Regions from separate parts of the Mus musculus genome. Here region 2 is linked to region 1. The links are chromatin loops, found by intact Hi-C in ENCODE. Cell type or tissue: heart. All regions are shown on one strand. Links, peaks and the distances in the headings refer to the core of each region. The heading gives the core; the rest is flanking DNA.

What was found. A loop is a pair of places that touch in the nucleus more often than their neighbours do. Peaks named below come from ENCODE experiments on the same cell type or tissue, not always from the same donor. Only the 100,000 strongest peaks of a DNase experiment are listed, where the experiment ranks them.
Region 2: a loop joins it to region 1, with 11 times the contacts of the local background. A loop is called at or near these places in 28 of 42 quality-filtered maps.

What each region holds. Positions count from the first base shown.
Region 1 is chr8:81,804,649-81,808,648 of GRCm38, reverse strand. All of the region lies in intron 7 of Inpp4b (inositol polyphosphate-4-phosphatase, type II), which reads right to left. Among named protein-coding and RNA genes, the nearest start is that of Gm25267, 350 kb to the left of the region's middle. In heart, for the core only: a CTCF peak has its summit at 1,617 (motif pointing right); a DNase peak (open chromatin) is centred at 1,698.
Region 2 is chr8:81,343,829-81,361,125 of GRCm38, reverse strand. All of the region lies in intron 1 of Inpp4b (inositol polyphosphate-4-phosphatase, type II), which reads right to left. Among named protein-coding and RNA genes, the nearest start is that of Gm51582, 9.8 kb to the right of the region's middle. In heart, for the core only: no CTCF peak of the experiment used is centred there; no DNase peak of the experiment used is centred there; H3K27me3 peaks cover 62 bases.

The DNA of each region.
Region 1 (4,000 bases), core at 1-4,000:
CAGGAATTCCTGCACAGCACAGTGGGAGACAATGGTCAAAGCCTAATCAAGTTGGTGAAAGTGTCACAAATACTTCCTCAGTGGCTCTTGGCAACTAGTGACAGGAAGACAACCAAAGAAAGTAAAAGCAGAGACATGAGCCCTTTCTCTTCTTTCCACAACATCAGAATTGACACGGGGGAAATTAAAGTTGCAATTATATTTGTATTGCTTATGCTGTATGAATATGTTAAGACATGTTTTGTATGTTATGAATACAAATTTTTATTTTAAAAATAAATTTTAATATATTCAATTAATATATGCACAATCTCATGTGTGCATATATTAGCACATGTATACACTATACTATACATTTTTCCAACCATATGTTTATGACTCACCAATATATCTTTTTCACATTTATTTAGTTTATGTATGTAGTAGTGATGCTTATATCATGGTCCATATATGAAAGTTGGAGGACAAATTATGGGAGTTGGTTCCCTCCTTTGACCATGTAGGACCTAGGGGTGGAACTCGGGCTCTTGAGCTTGGTGGTAAGAGCATTATCAGGCTTAGTCACCTTGCCTACTCCAATAAGTGGGAAAATTGGTATCCTATTTAAAATCCTAGTTAAATACTGAAACTCCTTTTGGGGGCTAATGGCACACAATAGACAGAAATCAAAAGAGGATAAAAAAGAAACAAAATAAAACAAATGTTTCTGCTTCTCTTCTTTATTCGTTTTCAATGAGATGGCTCTGAAAGTGTAAACTGATTTTATAACACCAATATCATCACAATCTGTCGTTGAGAGATGTTAGCAAGTGAGAGCTTCCAAGGTGCCCCTGTGTACTGGTGAGTGGAATTTCCTGCCGGAAGCCGTTTCTCACAGCAGTCATGCGCTCAGTTGTGCATGGCAGCTTTTGCTGACAAGCAGCCTATTGAGTTATGAATGTGCTGTCTGGGAAATCCATAGCATCGTGTCTCCCCATCACTCAGGTAATTAAACTTTATCACTCCACTTTAGAGAGTCCCTGTACACTGAATCACTAATGCTCAGAGCTCTACCCAAAAACACATACTAATAATTTAAAAGTGGAGTTAGGAGAGATGGCTCATTGGTAAAGTAGATGCTACAGGAGCATGGGGACCTGAGTGCAGATCCCCAGGACTCATGCCTGTGTGAGGATTCATGACTGTAAGCCCAGTGGAGAAGATCCAACAGGCAGATAACCGCACCCATCTGAGAGGCCAGAATGAGAGGCCAGAATGGATATGCGTCAGGTTCAGTGAGCAACTTTCAAATCACAAAGGGGTAAAGACACTAGACATTGGCTTCTGGCATCCACAAGCTCACACACACACACACACACACACACACACACACACACACACACACACACACACACACACACCACTACTTCTACTACTAAATACTAAATTATGTTAAGCATAATACTTTAATATTTTATGAATGTGGTGCAACTGTGAACATTTTAACATTATCCTTCAAAAGTTTGAGGGTATTAAGTAGGGCTTACAGTAGCATATTTATCATTAAATTGTCAAGGCTGAAAACACTAGCATTGCTATATATAATACAGCATCTCTAATTGGCAAGTGTGTGTTAGCCTCTAGGGGGAGCTCCAGGCTCTTCTCCTCCCTGTTCCTGAAGTAAGGACAGGGCAGAGAGAGGAGGAGGGAGAGAGGGGGAAGTTTGACCTGACTGGTCAGATGTTATGACACTGTAGGGACTGTGTTTGCAGGACTGGGCCTTTCAGTGGCCTTAAGAAGTCAATCTAGCAACTATGGCTCACAGACTCCATTCCTTCCATGTAGCAACCATACCTAACCAGCACCCCATATTACCCCCATTCTCTGTCCCTGTCTCTCTCTAGTACACACACACACACACACACACACACACACACACACACACACACACACACACACACACACAGAGAGAGAAAGAGAGAGAGAGAGAGAGAGAGAGAGAGAGAGAGAGAGAGAGAGAGAGAGAGACTTTGGGTGTTTCTGGTGAACTGGCCATGGTATTTAAACACACTAGCTCTAATTCTTTCTCAATTAGTATATTATGATATGTGAACATCATAGAATATCATTTTGCATGCATTTTCTTACTCTCAAAATCCCACTTTCTTTGATATATGGTTTCTGATGTGTCCCTAAGTACAGAGCTCTGTGCATCTTTATTTGCAACAATTTATTGTCAATGAAATTTCTTTCCAAATCAACTTGTATTTAATAAGTCAAGTCATTTCTCTACTATGTGATTTAATTAGTGTATTGTAGCTAAGGTCACAGAACAAAACCTAAATGCTACAGCAAGCATATAAAAATTCAAGAAAGATGCATTTGATTTTTCAAAATCCCCAAACCACCCAAATAGAAATCTCACCAGTGAAGTCCCATCTGCTAAATGTACTCTGGCATGTTGTTCACCATGGGCCACAAGCACATGTTGTTCACCATGGGCCACAAGCTCCCTCGGAGCTGTGGGGTTTGGTCTCAGCAAATATGGACACTGATTCTTACACCTACCAACTCATAGGGTGCTTAGACACCTTGCATAAATCATTGTCCTTCTGAGCCAGCTGCATATCTTCTTGCATATATTCTATGTGGTAATTAGGCACATATTTGGAAGGCACAGCGCATCCTTGCAAAAAAAAAAAGGAACAGGACTTTCAAAACAAACACAAACACTCACACACACACACACACACACACACACACACACACACACACACACAGGATTCCTTGTCTCTGTCTTGCACCTGGTGAGTTCTCATATATTATTATTTATATATTTGTATGCATGTGTGTGCATGCGTGCATGTGTGTGCATGTGTGTATATGTGTGGATGTGTATACATATGTGTATATGTGGGGATGTGTGTACATGTGTGTATATATGGAATGTATGTGCATATCTGTATATGTGTGGGTATGTGTGCATGTATGTATATGTGTGCATATGTGTATATGTGTGGATGTGTGTGCATTCATGTATATGTGTGTGCATATGTGTATATGTGTGGATATATATGTGTTCATGTGTGTATATGCATGGATGTATATGTGTGCATGTGTGTGGATGTGTGTTCATGTCTATATGTGTGTGTGCTGTGTGAATATGCATATGTACATGTGGAGGCCAGAGAGCATCAGTGTATACCATTGCTCAGGAGATGTCTCACAGGACTTTTTACTTCCCTGAAGCAGGATAGACTGGCCTGCTAATAACCCACAGTGCTCCTGAGCCTCTATATCCCACTCTGGAGAGTGCAAGCACACCACACCACACTAACATTTCTTATATGTATTCTGGGGATCAAATTAAGGTTCCCATGATTTACAAGGCTTGCTCTTTACTGAGGAGCCTGTTCTCTGGTCCTCCACTTTGTTTATGTACTTAGGATACTTGAGGAATCAACTGGTCAGATCAATTCAGGTAAAGGACAGAGAAGAAGAGTAGAATCTAGAATCGTGGATTCGAACTATCTTAAGGAATTCATCTGAACAAGAAGATTTGGAATTATGGAAGATAGAACAACAATCAAAAGAAAATCTTAAATTGTGTTTACATATTTACCTATATTTCCAAATTAGGAAACTGAAATGAGAGGCTTCATTAAAATGATCTAGGCTTATAGGCTTATTTTATGTGTTATTGTGTTGCTTTCTATGTGGCATAATGGAAATCCACTTCAGACCATACTAATGTTTATGGATTCTGGTTAAACTATACGTGAAATATGGTTTACAGGCCAGTTATCCATTTATAAGCTCTTTAAAACATTTGTTTATTTGTTTAGTTACTTATTTGTATGTGTGTGGGCATGTGCATACCATGCCGTGCATGTGGAGGACAGAGGACAAACCATAGGCATTGGTTTTCTTCTTATGACATGCAGGTCCCAGGGATAGATCGTGGGTCATCTGGGTTGTATACCAGTGCATTACCTACTGAGCTATCTCACTTTCCCCGGTT
Region 2 (17,297 bases), core at 7,777-11,776, 460 kb after region 1:
TGCTTATAGAATCTTTCCCAGGGAACTGTTCTTTACAATGTTACTTCTCAGTAGAAACTCACAGCCAGCTAAGCCTGTCTCTTATTCACTCTCTCCAGAGCTCTCCACCTTCAAGCACACAGGGAGAATGAATGACCGAGCACATTCTTGAAAATAGCCAAGATTAGGTACAACAGCCGTTTTCTTTTGAAAAGCCCTGGAAGTTTGCAGTCTTGTTGAGATAGCTCTCAGTTCCAGATCCTGAGACTGAAGCATCTTGACTTTTGCTACAGGCCCTCTGATGCCTTCTGCTGCTCCATCACCTCCCAGGCTCTTTCTCCCTCTACTGTATCCAAAATCTGCCTGGGGAGCACAAATCAGACCCTGGCATGCTGACAATCCAGGATTGTCGCCTCTCATTTGGCAAAGCCAGGGCTTCTTAGCATCACTTGTTTGTCTCTCCTCAGCAATGACTTGTTCTCTCAAACCGTTCTTTGTGGGAAGAATTTCCCAGCCAAGCCTGTGCTGCTGGCATCTGAGTCATGCTGTACTGGCTCAAGCTGCTCTTCTGTGTAGTCAAGGTGCTGCATGCTCTGAATATTAGCAGAAGTTAATTTTATTTTATCTGTTTCACTTGAAACAGAGTCTTCAAAACCAGCCATCCACTCATAAACTAAAAGGTCCTAAGGTTAATTGGGGGGGGGGGCGGGAGGAAGCCAACAATAATCCGCCAAAATCTACTAAAAGAGATTCAATAATATCTTGCTCACAGAATAAAATACCTCCATCACTTCTGGGGCTGCTGAGAGCTCCGAACCACACTTATCACAGATATATAATGTTAAAGTAAACAGCAAAAACACTTAAGCTTTTCTACAGTATGGAGGTATAGACAAGTCAAAAGTCAAAATATAGCTCCCAGGAGGAGATTCAATACTCTCAGAAAGCTGACATAAAGTGAAATCATTTGGAACTTCTGATTCTATGTCTTTTCCAACCCCCTCCCATTCATAGTTCAACAAACCAATCAGACTCTATATGGATGCCTTATGATCACCCATCCATGCAATTATTACAAATTGTCCTCTCCCTATAGAGTAGATTCTACACTAAACTTTAGGCAGACATTGGTAAAGAGTCTCTAACAGGAGGCTGTGAATTAGTCACAACTCATAAGGTTAAATATTTATGAGATGCCTACAAAAATAAAAAGCTAGACATGTCTGATCTACGCAGATTGACCCAATGATTAACATCATTCAAATCACAGAACAATAGAGGCATATGGAGAGGCATAGACATGCTCAGTTTTTCTTATATAATGCAGTACATGTATTTTATATTCAAAAATTAAAGTTTAGGAAGAATTCAGTATCAAGAAATTCAAGAAAATATTTTTTTTAAAAAAGAGTTAAAACTGTCTCTGACACTGCCAAATGATCAAGTAAAATTAAAAACAGAAATACCTAAAATATACAAAGTCTCCTTTTCAGTTACCATGATTGCCTTCACTGGAGCTATAGAGATGGAGGCTAGACTACACTTAAATGAGAGCTGTGGGAAATCTTGAACACTCCTGCCTTGGTTCTTAGTTCTCTTCTGTGGAAGAGGAAGGAGGTAGCCAGAGGACAGAAAGGAGGGAAAGGGAGTTTTATTCATTTGAATAAGTGAAAATATTGAGTATGTTTACCAGCAGAAGGATAGGAAAGAGGAAGGAAGGAAGGAAGCAAGGCAGGATGAAGAAAGTGCCCACCAGATGTCCTTCAGGCTTCAGGCAGAATTGCAGTTGAGAGCAAATGTCCAGATTTAGTTCAGTCTGGAAGAGGACCAAAGAATGATGACAAGAAGCTTGAGTGAAATTGAGCAGGTGAGAACTTATTAAAGGTACCATTTCTTTTCATTTCTATGTTTATTTCAGAATTAAACAAATGAGAGCTTCCAAAGATGCAGCCCTCCTTCATGCCATTTTTCCTTTTCCCAGCTTCAGTGCTGGTGAGTCAAGTAGCAAGTCCAAGACAACACTGGGATAGGCAGAAGCCGTCAATACTCCTGGTAGGTATTCACCAGCAGACAGTGGTCCCATTGTCTTCTAGTTTCATGCAGCAGACTGAATCCTGGAGTCTGGGCCAGATAGGGCCTTACACTTGCTGCTCTGCCCCATTTGACTCTTCAAAAGTTATTGGAAGGCAGCTATAGGGTGGGGGTGAGGCAGTAAGTTGCACAGCTCAGAGTGCCACAGAGCAAAGGAATTGCGAATTGTCTGCTTTTGCACATTAAAACATTAATCTCCCCACAGGGGGCAACTTCGGTGATTTCTTTGCAAATATCTTCTTCAAGGATTGATTAGGGTGAAGGGAGAGTCTTCCTGTCCATTAATTCAGAGGACATGTACATACACATTCCCCTGTGTTTTCAATGAATGATGATAAGGAAAATTCAAATTCTTCTTATGTTTCCAGAAAGCTTTTTTTTTTCCTCCCAAGATTAAGCATCTGTGTTGAAGGATCTGCAAATGAACCTCACTAGTGAGCTCAGTAAACAGATCTGCAACGGTCATGCAATACAAGTTCACAACTGCCTTCCCTTGGAAGATGGAGGATCCCTCATAGGATCGATTGGCCCATGCTTATCCTAATGAAGACTTGCCACCTGAGGTTGCTCGTTTTTTCCAAATACATTGTTCTTGCAGTGTAGCTGAGTTCCCACGGTATCTGCACTATAAGTAACCGCAGCACAAATAAATCCTTAACAGCACTGGTGCCATCTGGAGTAAACAAAGCCTTCTTAAAACTAAAATATATTTTGTGCCCAATATGTATCTTCTAAGACAGCAGGAGGGGAAGACAACACAGAACATACAGTGGCTGTTCTGAATTTAGCCACCAACCTCAATAGAGAGCTTTAGCCAGTGCCTTTTATGGAAGTTAACATTTATTTCTACTTATGTGGAATGTTTGGAGCTGAAAATTCAGCAACTCATCGAGTTCTTAAGCGTGCCCAATGCTCATAAAATGAGCGTGTAAATAAAGCAGATTGGTTTCCAAAGCTCTAGTGGACAGCATAGCAGATGTTTCCTTCAACTATGATGGCTTTTTAGGCCATGAAACAAAATTTGGCCTAGAACGAACAAAGTGAATGATTAAAGGCTTCCAACTGCTGGACAATTTTTATGCTCATAATCACCAGAATCTCCAGAAATCAGGTGTGTCCTTGGCAGAGTGATTCCAGTCAAACTTCAACAAGCATTTTCACAACCTTAAGTAAAGCGATAATCCTACAGATGAGCATGGTTTTAGCCAGACTCCCTCTCAGACGGGAACAGTCACACTGTCAGTTCACGAACAGACAAAGCCTTCCCTACTTCCTGCCACCCTGGCTTCAAGCCTCGGGGGAGGTGAGAGTAGTGGGTAAGTACTTTCTTTCCCAATGATAGAAGTTCACTGAAGAAGACTGAACACTGAACTCTGAACTTTGTACACACTTCTGCTGCTGGACAACTGGAATTTTCCCAGAAGCCTCCATCTACCAGTTCCTTAGTCTGCACCTGGAACACGACAAGCTACTCTCTGTGTGTCAAGCCTCTCCCCTGAAAGGCGAGGGCAACAATACTTGAATCACACAACTGTGGGGAGGAGAAGAATCAGTATGTGACTCGGGATGTCAAACCAACACAAGTTGATATTATTTTCATCAAAATGAACTGTTTTGTGTGTCTTCATGAATATACATCCTTTTCCTTCTGTGTATCTCATCTTTCTATTGTTCTTTCTCATGACTGCTACAAAAGAGATGAAGAACCCTCCAAATTGCTCATCTACACCAAAACAAGATTTGGTCCTACCACTTTTATGCAAATACCTTGCAAGTTTTTGTCAAAGTTCACTGCCAACATGTGATGAGAATTTTACAACCTTGCCCAGGCTCTGATGCTCGGGCAATGAAAGTCCTGTAGGAAATCAGAGTATACTCAGAGCAATGTGCTAACTAAAATGCCTGATGACATAAGGTAGGCTTTGATCAAGTGCTATTGCCCTTTTCCCATTGCTGCTATTCTTTCTCTCTCCAGCTTCTGTAAACCCATACACATGATGGAGTGTACACATGCACACATAGACTCTTCCAGTGCCAAATTCTCCTGGAAATAGTAAGAATTTACTACTAAGTCAAGTTTATCTAGATCTTTATCTCTATTGTGAGACCAGCTGTGTGATTTTCCTTGACTTACTGTATAAAAAAAAAAAACCCTACTGTATTGATCATTCACTTATCAAAACTATATTAAGACTATTGTGTACAATGAGTCCTACTGGGCATGAGACCCAATGATTACCTGAAACTCAAAGTAAATGCACCAAAAGCAAATACAGACTCCAAATAAAGGAATGAAAAGTGTGATATTTAATTTCAGCATTGAATTGGATTGGCTAAAGGTATACCCAGGGCATTACCAAGGCACCTTTGGGTACTTCTGTGAGGGTTTTTCCAGAGATGAACTGGATATGAGTGTGATAATCCCATAAACACAGGTCCTGGACTGAAAAAAAGTTGTCCTATGTGCTGCACCAGGATTAAAAACATGTGTGTCAAAGCAAGCCGTTGTTCTTGATAGGATTTGCCCATGGAGCTTCTCTGCATCAGGCTTCACCTTAATAGCCCATACTGCTTGCCTGCAGAAACTTTATGATATCAAGTAATAACTTAAAGAATTGCCTCCTTCTTATCAAAAATCATGGGAATCTAGGGAATGTTTCTGAATACCCCATCATATTTTTCTGCCCAGAGAGGAGAGTCATCTACTACACTATTACTCATATCATAAATTTAATTTGAATGCCATCTAGGTTTAGCTAAGTTCTAAAATATGTTTTTGATGTTATTACTGAAATGCTGTAAAACCTTGCTGTCTTTATTTGTGGTTTTACCACAAGCCATCTCAGGTCATTTTTTTTAAGTATACAGGGAATAAATGATGAATAAATTAGTGTAAGTACATAAATAAAAATACCCAGTTTCTGACAGCAAAGGACGACAAGGCCAGCATGACTTCTCTAGAGTGATTGTTATTCATAGGATGTTCCAGTAGCACTACCCTGTCTCCATAAAGCTCTTTTCACCTGACCACAGGAGACTGTTGAAAGACTACAGCCTACCACTCTCCCTGCACTTTTCAAAAGTGTTTGGGGAGTTGTTACCCAACAATACCATTTGTCTGTGTCCCTCCTGCCTTTAACACTGGGGCACCTCAGAGCCTAGTGAATCAATCTGCTGTTCATCAGAAAATAGAATGTGGAAATAGACTCATAGTTAAGTCCTGCTGAACTGAGACTGAATTTTTACTAAGTGTTTACCAGCTTTATTCTAAATAATATTTGTGGACTAGTATGCTAGAAAAAACACGTATCAATATGAGTTTATCTTTTTTCTTTTTCTTTACATGTATGTGTATGTGTAATGCATGCACATGTAGATGCATGTGTGGGGTCGAGGCTTGGGGAGGCCGTAGGTTGACATTGGGTGTCTTCCTTGTTTGCTCTCAACTGTATATAAGGAGGCAGGGTCTCTCCCTTGAGCCCCAAACTCACTGATTCAGATTGTTTAACTAGCTACCTTGCTCTTTGTACATGAGAACCCAAATAAACATGTGATTTAAAACACTAGTGTGATATCTTTGGTTGAGAGCATCCTCGGTTCTTCTTGCACATTCTTCTCAGCATCACATCACCAAGACTTTCTGCCAGAGAATGTTAGACAAGTGGGAGAGAAACTCCCCTGAGGCTTTGGGAGGATTTTCTTCTCTGCTTCAAACACACAATAAAAGAATTCAAAAGAGAATGCAGAAAACAGAAAATGATTAGAAGCCAGTTAGAAACCATTCACTTGGCTTCACCTGGTGCTAGGTTCAATGACCTAGCCCATGGATGTTGGTAGATCCTGACCAGGCAACCCACCTGTGCAGAAGCTGTTGCAGTTATAAACAGACAGATAAACCTGATTCTTTTTCTTTTCTTTTATTTTTTTAATTAGGTATTTATTTCAGTTACATTTCCAATGCTATCCCAAAAGTCCCCCACCCACTCCCCCACCCTCCCACTCCCACTTCTTGGCCCTGGCGTTCCCCTGTACTGAGGCATATAAAGGATAAACCTGATTCTTGCACAGCGCCAAAGTTCATAACTCAGAATAGCAGCTCCCTAAACAATCCCCATCTCACAGAGCAGCTGTCCTTGAATAATGTGACTACAGGTGTAGGTATGATACAGGCATGAAGAGCCCTTGGAAAAAGTTCTTGCCTGAGACTAGCCCAAGCAGATGGAGTCCTCTAATCAGAGAGAAAGAAAATGGGGATGTTTCCTGGTGAGAAAACAAAGGCTTTCCTCCGTGTGTGATTTGAATATGCAAGTGATTTTCTACTCCAAGGTCAAAGGATCTGTGCTGGAATAGACAGTAAGGAGCACTTGAGTAACACTTAAACAAGTTGGAAATATTTCTGAGTAATTTTTGTTTTTAGAAACACTATAGCTAGTGGACACAAAAATTATAGCCCCAGGCAAGACAACCAACCCCACCACACATTTGCAACTAGCCAGAGTTGATTATCTTACAGGTAATTTTGTCAGATTTAATACAAGAAATAAAATCTCCCCTAAACAATATCTGTTGCAATTTATGTTGTTGTTAGACAAAATTGTATATATTTTTGGGCTGTATTGTAAGACCTAATTAGTTATCCCATTTAAAAAATTGGCCTATGATTGATATTATCATTTAAGTATATGTACTGAATGTACAGTAGTTTAAAGTAAAATAGTTTAAAATAAATATATGTTGAACTCAAGGTTGTAGCCTTCAGGTTTCCTTTAACTCTGTCCCTAATATCCTCCAGTACTGTGAGCCAGGGATATACAATACCACTAAAAACGCAATGAGAATAAATAGCTCAAAATGGCTAATCTCATTTGATTTTAAGCTAGTAGAGAGCACAAGCCAAGATCACAGGTCACGATCACAATGCCTGATGTCTTGGTAGTTCTGAAAGTGGAGCATAAAACGAGAAAACACTCAGGCGAATGGATGCTGTCTGCCCTCTGTCCTTAGACACAGCAGGAAGAGTTGCCAAAATCAGACTGTCAGTGAGATTTAGATAAGACTGAATCTTTAAACGGTGCCAATTCTCCTTAATCCCATTTATCCATTCAATAAGACTCAATTAAAATCTTAAAGTATATTGGATTACAAAATTATTCTAAAATTAATTTGGAAGAAAGATCAATGGAAGTGTCTTACGGACATTGAACAGGAGGAAGAAAAGTACTAAAAAAAAATGAGGTCTCAGATGTACAGGACATAAAGATATAAAAATCATTCAATGCTGGGTTGTATTCGTAAAGGAACTGAAAAAGCCACTAGAGTAAAATAAGTATAGGGGAACTGAAAGTCCACTAAAGGCAAATGTGGGAGCTTTTGCATGTGTGTGCACCTGTGGACTAAGGGAGTGTCTGCATGTGTACACCTGTGGACTAAGGGAGCGTCTGCATGTGTGCACCTGCGGACTAAGGGAGTGTCTGCATATGTGCACCTGCGAACTAAGGGAGTGTCTGCATGTGTGCACTTGCAGACTAAGGGGATGTTTGGTACCATCGATAAAAGCAAGACCAAATGGAGAATAAGTCATATTTAAAGACTACCATGATAAAAAAAAAACCCATTTTAGAGGAATTTCAACGGGTTGCATAGTTCATATTACCTGGAAAATGTTGACTATGTGAGAGACAAAAGCATTTACTAACTAGATATGAATAATTTTAAATCAACTTAGGCAAATCAGAAACTTCTTTGTTGGTTTGGAAAAAATACAGTTTCGTTCACAAAAACACCATGGGAAAAACAAGATATTCAGTTTAACCACAACCATATTTTCAACTGATATACACAAAGAAGATGCAAGTAACATAATTGGCCAAAGTCCAATATCACTCTATGAAAAAAAAACAGTTTGGTGAAAAGAAATTCAGGGTCTCAATGTACAGTCACACTAAACACGTGAATTAGCATCACATTATAACATGCAAATGAAAATAACAGCTACACAATATTCAATCTCACTCAGCAGAGCCTTGGAAAAGAAATATGTCACATAAAAGCCTAGATTATATTTCATTTTGTGTGTGCATGTGTATTTTCTGTGCATGTATATGTACCTATGTGTGCAAGTCTGCTCACCCATGCATGTACATGTAGAGGCCACGTTAGTCTTTGAAATGGGGTCTTGGGAAACCCAGAGCTTTTCATTTTGGTTCTGCTGGCTTGCCAAGGAGCAGCAGACTACCCCTGACTATGTCCCCTACCCATACGTGCTAGAGCTACAGGTGTGAGCCCAGACCCCTCTCTGAGTTTTGATATGGGTCCTGGGGATCCAAACTCAGGTATTCATGCTTGCTCAACAAGCATTTTGGTCAATGAGCCATCTTCCAAATTCTAAAGTCTAGATCTCAAACTAGAATCAACTTTAGTCATACATCCATTCTTGGGTAGGTGAGTTAACATCCTCCAAAGAACATTTCCTAACTTTTAAAATGGGAGAGGGGCTCTAGGAATAAATCTTCATGAAAGAATAATACATATGATGCCCTGATTCAGTTCCCAGCAGTAAATTAAAAACAACAACAGTTGAATCATAAGACCACCACCCTCTGTAGCTATCACACAGAGGGTGTATAACATGGACACTGACAATAGGACTTGTGCTATGAACAGCTTCTAGAGGATGTCAGTCCTGGCTTCCCTTGTTAAATCCATCCTCACCTTTAGAACTAACACATTTTTAATATCATTACTGCTGGTGAAATGATAACCGGTCTTCTTGTGACGATGCAAATAAACAAAGCAAATAAATGGAAGCCTTCTGGGAAACAATTTGATAGTGTGAGGGCTTTTAAAAAGTTTCACATTCTTTATTCAGTATGCTGTTTCTAGGAATTGCCCCTAGAATAATACAAAATAAGATCAAATAGAAAATATTTGCCACAATTTGATGACAACAAAATCATTGCCAATAATCTAAAATCTAAGAATTTCTATGACTATATAATAATTCCCTGATCTCTATCTCCCCTGTTCCACACACACACACTTGTGTGTGTGTGTGTGTGTGTGTGTGTGTGTGTGTGTGTGTGTGTGTGTGTGATGTGTATTCATATGTGCTGATGCTGATGCATGCCACAATGTACATGTGAGATTAGAGGATGGCCTAGAGTGTCTGCCCTCACCTTCCACCATTTTGGAGGCAGGGTCATATGGTAACTTTTCTGCTGTGTATGCCAGGCTAGCTGGACCAGGGTGTCCAGGGATTCAGTCTCTGCCTCCCATCTCCCCAGTAGTGTTGGGACTGTAGACATTTGCTCTATGTAGCTTGTATATGGGCTCCAGGCATACAAATCAGTCAGTCCTCGGTGTTGTACATCAAGCACCCTGACCTAGTGAGCCACTCCTTGACTTCTACATTCATGTTTTTTTCAGCTTGATGTGTTTGACAACCTGGGGAAAGTGGCCATCTTTGTTACTCACTGCTATGACCAGAACATAGCCTAGCAGAGTACCTTGCAGATAACAAGTGTCAATCAGTATCTAAGCTAGCTTGAAGGAGAGAATTTTAAATTAAAAACAAACAAAAGAAACACCCACAAATAGACTATAATCATTATAAGAGAATCATAGAAAATTATAGAAAGAACGATAAAATGCTAACAATGTTGATTTGGGTGATGTTTTCTGCCTCTTTAGACCTCACTTGTCCATTATTTATGTTAATGGAGCCTTACCACACTTTTAATCAGGAAAATAAATGAGTGGAAAAAATAGAGAAGTCAAATAGGGTAGAATGTCTCCATTATGTTCCGATCCACTATCCCAGCATCAGCATTCCTCTCTCACTGTTGCATAAGATACGAAGGAGACACACATAACCAAATAAAGGGAGAAAAAATGGGAGCACATCCCAGGCAAGGAATCATTTGTAAAGAACTATTTTATAGCTATACTTCCTTGGATATAATTTCTATAATTTGTTCCCACACTCCAAAGAGGCTAGAAAGTGCAGGAGACTAGAGATGAAGTTAAAATGGTCCTTACTGAACATCTATAGTATCTGGCTACAGGGAAGACAAGAATTCACTCGTCCTGAATGGACAACTATAGATTGGGCTTATGGGGTAGACAGGAGTCCAGTGAACTAGGCGTATGACCTTTGAACTTTTACATATAATAAAATATTTTTATTAATGCATCTCATAATTAGCAGCTTTGGTTGATGATTATTCCCCTTGATCTCCATTCCTACAATGCAGCGAACGTGATTGAAAAGCAGATCATCCAGAAAGGGAGACGATGCAGTTGCTCCATCCTGCTGCACTTATGAATGAACTGATTGCATCTGTTATGACTCATAATTTAATCATTCACCTACATAGAGTCAAGTCTACCATCAGGTTAACAAAAGAAATACTTTCAGTAACTCTTACCTGCATAAACACCAATAAACCATAAGTACAGCAGGGTTGGTCTAGTTTGCTCTCTTACCATCATAACACAGAGTGTGTTTGGGAATAATGGAAGCATTAACATTGTAATTTATTCTTCCTTCTTTTCCCCCTTCCTTCCTTCCTCCCTTCCTTCCTCCCTTCCTCCCTTCCTCCCTTCCTCCCTTCCTCCCTTCCTCCCTTCCTCCCTTCCTCCCTTCCTCCCTTCCTTCCTTCCTCCCTTCCTCTCTCCCTTTCTTCCTTCCTCCCTTCCTCCCTTCCTTTCTCCCTTCCTTCCTTCCTTCCTTCCTTCCTTCCTTCCTTCCTTCCTTCCTTCCTTCCTTCCTGTTGCTTTGTTGGTAGTGTTGCTTTTCATTTGTGTGGTTTTTTTATTTTAAGGAAGGTCCTTGCTGTGTATCCAGGGATGAATGCTAACTTATTATCCTCTCATCTCTATTTTCTTAGTGATGGAATTAAAGACATATACCACTATGGTCTACTCACTTGTAAAGTTTGTTTGTTTGTTTGTTTGTTTGTTGCACTGATGAGGTACTACAGGGAGGAGGCTCAGGGGAAGCAATGATAGTCTGTGTTTCCTAGGAAAAAAGTCAGAGTGTGTTGTGAAAGGGTTAAGATTCAAATGTGTGTATATAATGGGTGCCACAATGTCTGTTTTTGGATTGACCATATGTCTTTATTTTTGTCATGCTCATTTAATTTTTCCTTTCCTTCTCACTTGCCCAGTCATAAGCAAAATTCTGGCAATTAATTCCGAAGAGTTCTCCAGGTATGCAGACTTCACATAAAAGCAGCGTATGCTAAATCAAATCTTTAAAGTATTTCAAATAACAGATCTCCCAGATACAATTCTAAGGTTTATGTGCTTGTGGGTTTTAACTCAGTTAACTCCCACAATAAAAATAAATAGCTTAAAAGAAAAACTTTAAAAATGGATGCAGTGAAGATGGCCTAAGAGCTGCATACTGCCACCTGGTGGTGAGTGTCTATAATGCCAGCCTCCCTTGAACAGCTATCTGAGGAGGGAATGCTGTATTTTAAAACAACTTTACCAGAGGACAATGAGGAAACATATTTAACCTTAAGATTTCAGCAGAAAGAAAAAAAATCTATTGAAACAGAGGAAATCACAGATACCATTAAAAGCAACCTGTCTTATTAAGACACATCCAAGCAGATGAGTAAATATAAAAATCTTTAGATTTTGTTAATGAAGAGAGGAAAAGGTGTGTTTTAAGGTGGTGTGTGTGTATGTGGCAGTTGGAATTGAATCCATGGCTTTTCCTATGCTAGGCAGGGTGTTCTACCACTGGCCTATGTCACCAGCTAAGGTGGGCATATGTTTGTTCATTTGTTTCTTTTTTGACAGAATTCCCTGTTATCCACAGGGACCTTGGACCAACTGTGTAGCCAAGGACAGCCTTGAGCTCCTCCAGATCTTCCTTCCTCCATCTCCTGAGCGCTGGGATTACAGGTGTACAATATCACATAAAACTGACATTTTTGTACTGTGCTTCACCTAGTAATGTATTTTATAATGGATGCTAGAGAGATGGCTGAGTGAGTGCTTAGGAGCAAACACAGGACCAGAGTTCAGGTCTCAGCACACACTTGCCAAGACCATTGTCCCTGGAACCTCAACTCCAAAAGCAGAGGAGACAGTGGGAGCTTGGTGGCTTCAGCCTAGCCCAGAGAACGGCAGTGTTAGGTTCAAGAGGCACTCTCCCTTAAAGGAATACTCAGAGAAAGACAGGATAATAGACACTGGCTTCTGATCTTCATATTTAGAACTGAGTGTATTTATACACACACACACACACACACACACACACACACACACACACACCTAAAGCTTACAAAAATATTTTCAATAAAATTTTGTAAACTCTCAAAAATGCTTTTAAAAATATTTATCTGTAAGCAAGACACATCTAGGGAGTCTGTGATACAAAAGTGTTTGGAACAGCATTGGATGATATTAAATAATTATAAATGAGATTTTAATGCTTCCTTGAAAACTGCTGAAGTCTCAGCTCAAGCTCACAGGTTATAACCTTGGGTTAACATGCCACTGATTCTCAGTTTTCCTTTGCTTCCCTCAGGTTAAGTGACTTTTTAGGTACTAGAAAGCTTAGTCAACGGGTCACCCCTCTTGGCTTTTGTCTGGTAGAGCAACCAACAATGATTAAACAAGAACTACATTGAAAATTCTAAGAACAAGTTCTCTGTGGAGGACTTAGACAGCCTGGGAGGATGTGTGTTTAGTGTAATATTCTAGAAGGGCAGTCTTCCTGCCTCAGCCTCTCAAATTCTGGGAATGTATCATGCCTACTCAAGACCACCACTGTAACAGTAAATAAAAATTCTAGCTAGTTAGTTCATTGTATGGTACTGGAGACTTCCCAAGGTCTTCCTCAATCTAGACAAGTGCTTTACTGGGGACCTACATTTTCATCTCAAAAAGCTATCAGTAGGATATAGCTATATATAGTTGGATGGGTGTTAGATTTTCATTGTCGCTGTTGCTTGAGGGTTTTTTGTTGTTGTTGTATTTCATTTTTGTTTTTCATATGCTGAATTGCTTTATGTTAACTAGACCCAAGCTAGAATTCTCTGAAAGGAGGAAACCTTAATTGAGACAAAAAAAAATGCCTCCATAGGATCAGACTATACATAAATCTGTAGAGCATTTCCTTAGTTAGTGATTTTTGGGAGAGGGCACAGCCCATTGTGATTAGTGTCACCCCAGGGCTAGTAGTTGTGGGTTCTATAAGAAAGCAGGTTGAACAAGCTATGGGAAGCAAACCAAAATACAGCACCCCTCCATGGCCTCTGCATCAGCTCCTGCCTCCAGGTTCCTGTCCTGTTTAAGTTCCTGTCCTGACTTTCTTTTATGGTGAACAGAAATACAGAAGTGTAAGTCAAATAAACCCTTTTCTCCCCAACTTGCTCTTTTGGTCATTGTGTTTCACGGAAACAATAGAAAGCCAAACTAAAGCAATTCATTTGTCACAGTGATGGGATTGAATCCAGAGAGCTTCAGGTTCAAGGTACTAGTCTCACCGTGAAAGGTGTTTCTAGCTTTCATTCAGATAGAATTTTCATAGTGAATAATTCTGAAAGTTCTCTTTAAACTACAACCACTTAACCTTTAAAAACTCACTCTTTTGAGAAATAAAAAAATGTCACTTTCTTTCTGTGATATTTTAAATTAACACATAATATATAAATATATAAACAGTGTCTAGAAGTTTTCATTCCATTTCCTTTTGTACCTTGGAAGAAGTTTACCGTTGCTACTGTCACTTCAGTGATGTAATATCAACATGGCTTTAACACAGCCTGCATGTCCAGCACAACATCCCTAACATTGGAAAACATCAGAGAGAACCATTGAATAATTTCACTGTTAAGCCTGACAAATAGCTTTGTTGAAAATAAAAAGCCAAGTGAGTGGATAGATGGATACATAGATAGATAGATAGATAGATAGATAGATAGATAGATAGATAGATAGATAGATAGATAGATAGATAGATAGACAGAGAGAGATGGATACATAGATAAATGGACATTGATAGGTAAGCAGACTTATGATCGTTTAGATACTCAGATGGTAAATAGATGAATAGATAATTGATAGATAAATGATAGACAAAACTCCCTTTTAAAGTGTTATCTCCATCCCCATGAAAATTATTAATTTAAATAATTCCCAAAGGAAATTCCATCAAAGCCCTATGATTTGAGAAACTCACAATCTCCTTTACTCACTCAATTACCTCTCTGCATGGTCCCCAACATATCATCAGGGATCGTAGCAACAATAGCTGCATAGTGCAGAGCAGACTTACTCCAAATATGCCTCAAAAACAAGTTTGGAAAATATTACTTAAGAGTGCTGCACTGTGCTGTGATGATACCCACGGGTCAGCAAAATTACAGAAACAACTGGAAAGATGTAAACTCAAGATTCCACACCGCAGTCCATAGGCCTTGTGCAGATTGACTATACTAAGATACTCACAGGGTAGAAGATGTGAGCCCCCAGAGTGCCTTGGATAAAAGACAAGTCCTTCAACAGTCACAGACTGATTAGTCTGGGGTTTAGTCACAATCCATAAAACATCACAGCATGTCTTTTATGTGTGTATATGTATGTGTGCATGTATGGGTTTTATGTGAACCATGTGTATCTAGGTATCTGAGGAAGGTCATAAGAGGGCTTTAGATCCCCTGGGACAGGAATTAAAAGCCCTTGTGAGCTGACCAATGTAGATGCTGGGAATCAAACCTAAATCCTCGGAAAGGGCTGAGCCTTCTCTCCAGCCTTGCCATACGCATCTTAAAATCATTTTTATTGGCAGATGAAGCATTGAACACATAAAGAGGATAAACTGAGATATCCTGACTTCAATGAGACTCTGGGAGCTTCCTTATAAGTGTCCCACTACCCACGTATCGTTCTTAGGTATATACTACAACTAAGGTTTTAAAACACAAAGACTGCATGAATCTAACGTGCAAAAACTCAGTTATAGCATTGTTCTTTAGATGTATCTATTGAGAAATGTTTATGCTGAAACTGTGTATTGAACAGTTTGAATATCAAAATATGTGTGGGATCAGTGTCTGCTAAGGGTTCTCTAGCAGAGATTTCTAAGCAACATACAGAAAAAGAGAACAAAATAACATGGCTTTTGGAGTAAGTTCCTTAGGCCTTTAGAGAGAGAAATCAGTCACTTTAAAAGAATAAAAACACAGAATATAGAAAATACATGCTTTGAACCTGCGATTGCATGTTCCAATTGAAAAAGCTGTATGAATGACAAAGCGTTGACTCCATGCAGATTATAAAACATATGAGACTTGTTTCTCTAACTATTAGCACCACTGAGTGGAAAAAGCAAACATGGCAGATACTCAGTAAGCATTTTCCTTACTAATTACAACTTTCTCCTGTTTGGACTTTGTGTTTTCAGATGCTGGATGCTTACCTGAGACTGATGTCTACTTGGTTGCTAAGAGATAAGATGGGTTGGCAGGTATTCCTGTCTTTCATGGATGCCTTCTAGGATTTTGCCTGAAGGCCTTGGATGTTACCCACTGCCCATGTGGGGACCAGCCTGACTAGGAACTAGAAGGCAGTGCAAGGTTTCAGAAGAGAAATCAGAAACTTTACATTTGCATGCTGTAGAACAAATAGCTGGCTTCTCCAGCGTTTAATTTCACTTTGCATTTCAGAAAACTAAAGTGTGATTGCATCATCTTCTAACCAAAGCTGGCTGACCTGTCTACAGTACTAGGGCCAGATAGTATTTTGACAGAAGAATCTTGTAAGATTTAAAGTCATTCGATTGACTTGCATCCTCAGAGTGGAGCTGAGGCCAATATTCTAAGAGTACCTTCTGCCCAGAACACTGATGATTCTTTATATGTTTTGAGGGTCAAGACTCAGTTTATCAAGCTGTTCTCACTTTGTCAGAACAGAGCCCCGTATCAAACACCCTATTGGCCATCAGTTTATCACAAATAAATACCGGTTTACCTCATCCGTGAGAATACAATTTAGAATGATAAAAACCAATCAGAAAATGTTTCCCAATGACACAGAGCTTGTAGCCTCATCACAATCACGTTTCATAACCTTTCAAGGACAATCTCTTAAGTCACTATTGAAAGAAACTCACAGAAAAAAAAACATTCTATATTTTCTATTTTTTCTTTTAATGAAAATAGTTTTTTCATACATAGTATTCTGATTGCATTTTGCCTTCCTCAACTCCTAAGATATCCCCCCACCTCCTCCCACCTGAATCCACACCCCTTCTGTCTCTCATTAGAAAACAGGCATCTAAAGAAAAATAATAAAATAAAATAGGACAAGACAAAAACCAAAAATAGAAGAAGAAAAAGAGCCCCCCCCCAAAAAAAACCCACAAAACATACACAAGGCTCAGAGACACATATTCTCTCACATACACAGGACTCTCATAAAACGCCCCCTTTTTCCTTCCTTCCTTTATTTCCTTCTTTCTTTCTTTCTCTCCTTTATTTTTCTGCAGAAGCATTTTAACTTAGTGCAACTCCTACAGGTTTGAGTTTAAGGCCCATGTGCTGAGCCCAGAGGCACTGATCAATTACTGTGATTTCATGTCAATGTTTCCCTGGAGTATATCCCAAAGAACATGAGCTAATGTATTTCCTCCCACACCGAGTAAGCTGACAGTACCCACTTGTCCAAACCTCTCCTAACTCTACCTTTAACACAGCATCAGGCAGCCACTCTCTTGCTGAGTCTCTGAACCAAGTCAGATTGATAACATTCTGATTCCAGAACTCACTAAGAAAATTTCTGTGCGAACAAGTCCTCTAAATGTAGATGTACACCTATAAAAGGGGCCACCTAGTGCCCATCATAGGAGAGATGAACTCATCCCTGTCTTCTGCTCTTTCATGTATTTTATAGAGCTACACCTTTATAAATAACTTCTTTCAGACTGAAGGGAAATGTAAGCAAAATGTAATACCCACATAATGACCTCAAATGTCATTTTGGAAAGAGCAAGGAAGCCAGAATCAGGAGAAAGAAAAACATAAAGTAAGATGAACAAAGAAGACATTCTACATCATTTAGACCAGCGTGACTGAATGTCCCGCAGGGTTTCCCTGGTAAGTTGACGCTGCAGGAACCACATAATCAACTGAGCATCCTTTCCCTTAACAAACCTCGGTCCCCTAACAGCACTGCTGCCTCTCTCTCCTCTGGGGTTTTTCCAATAAGTT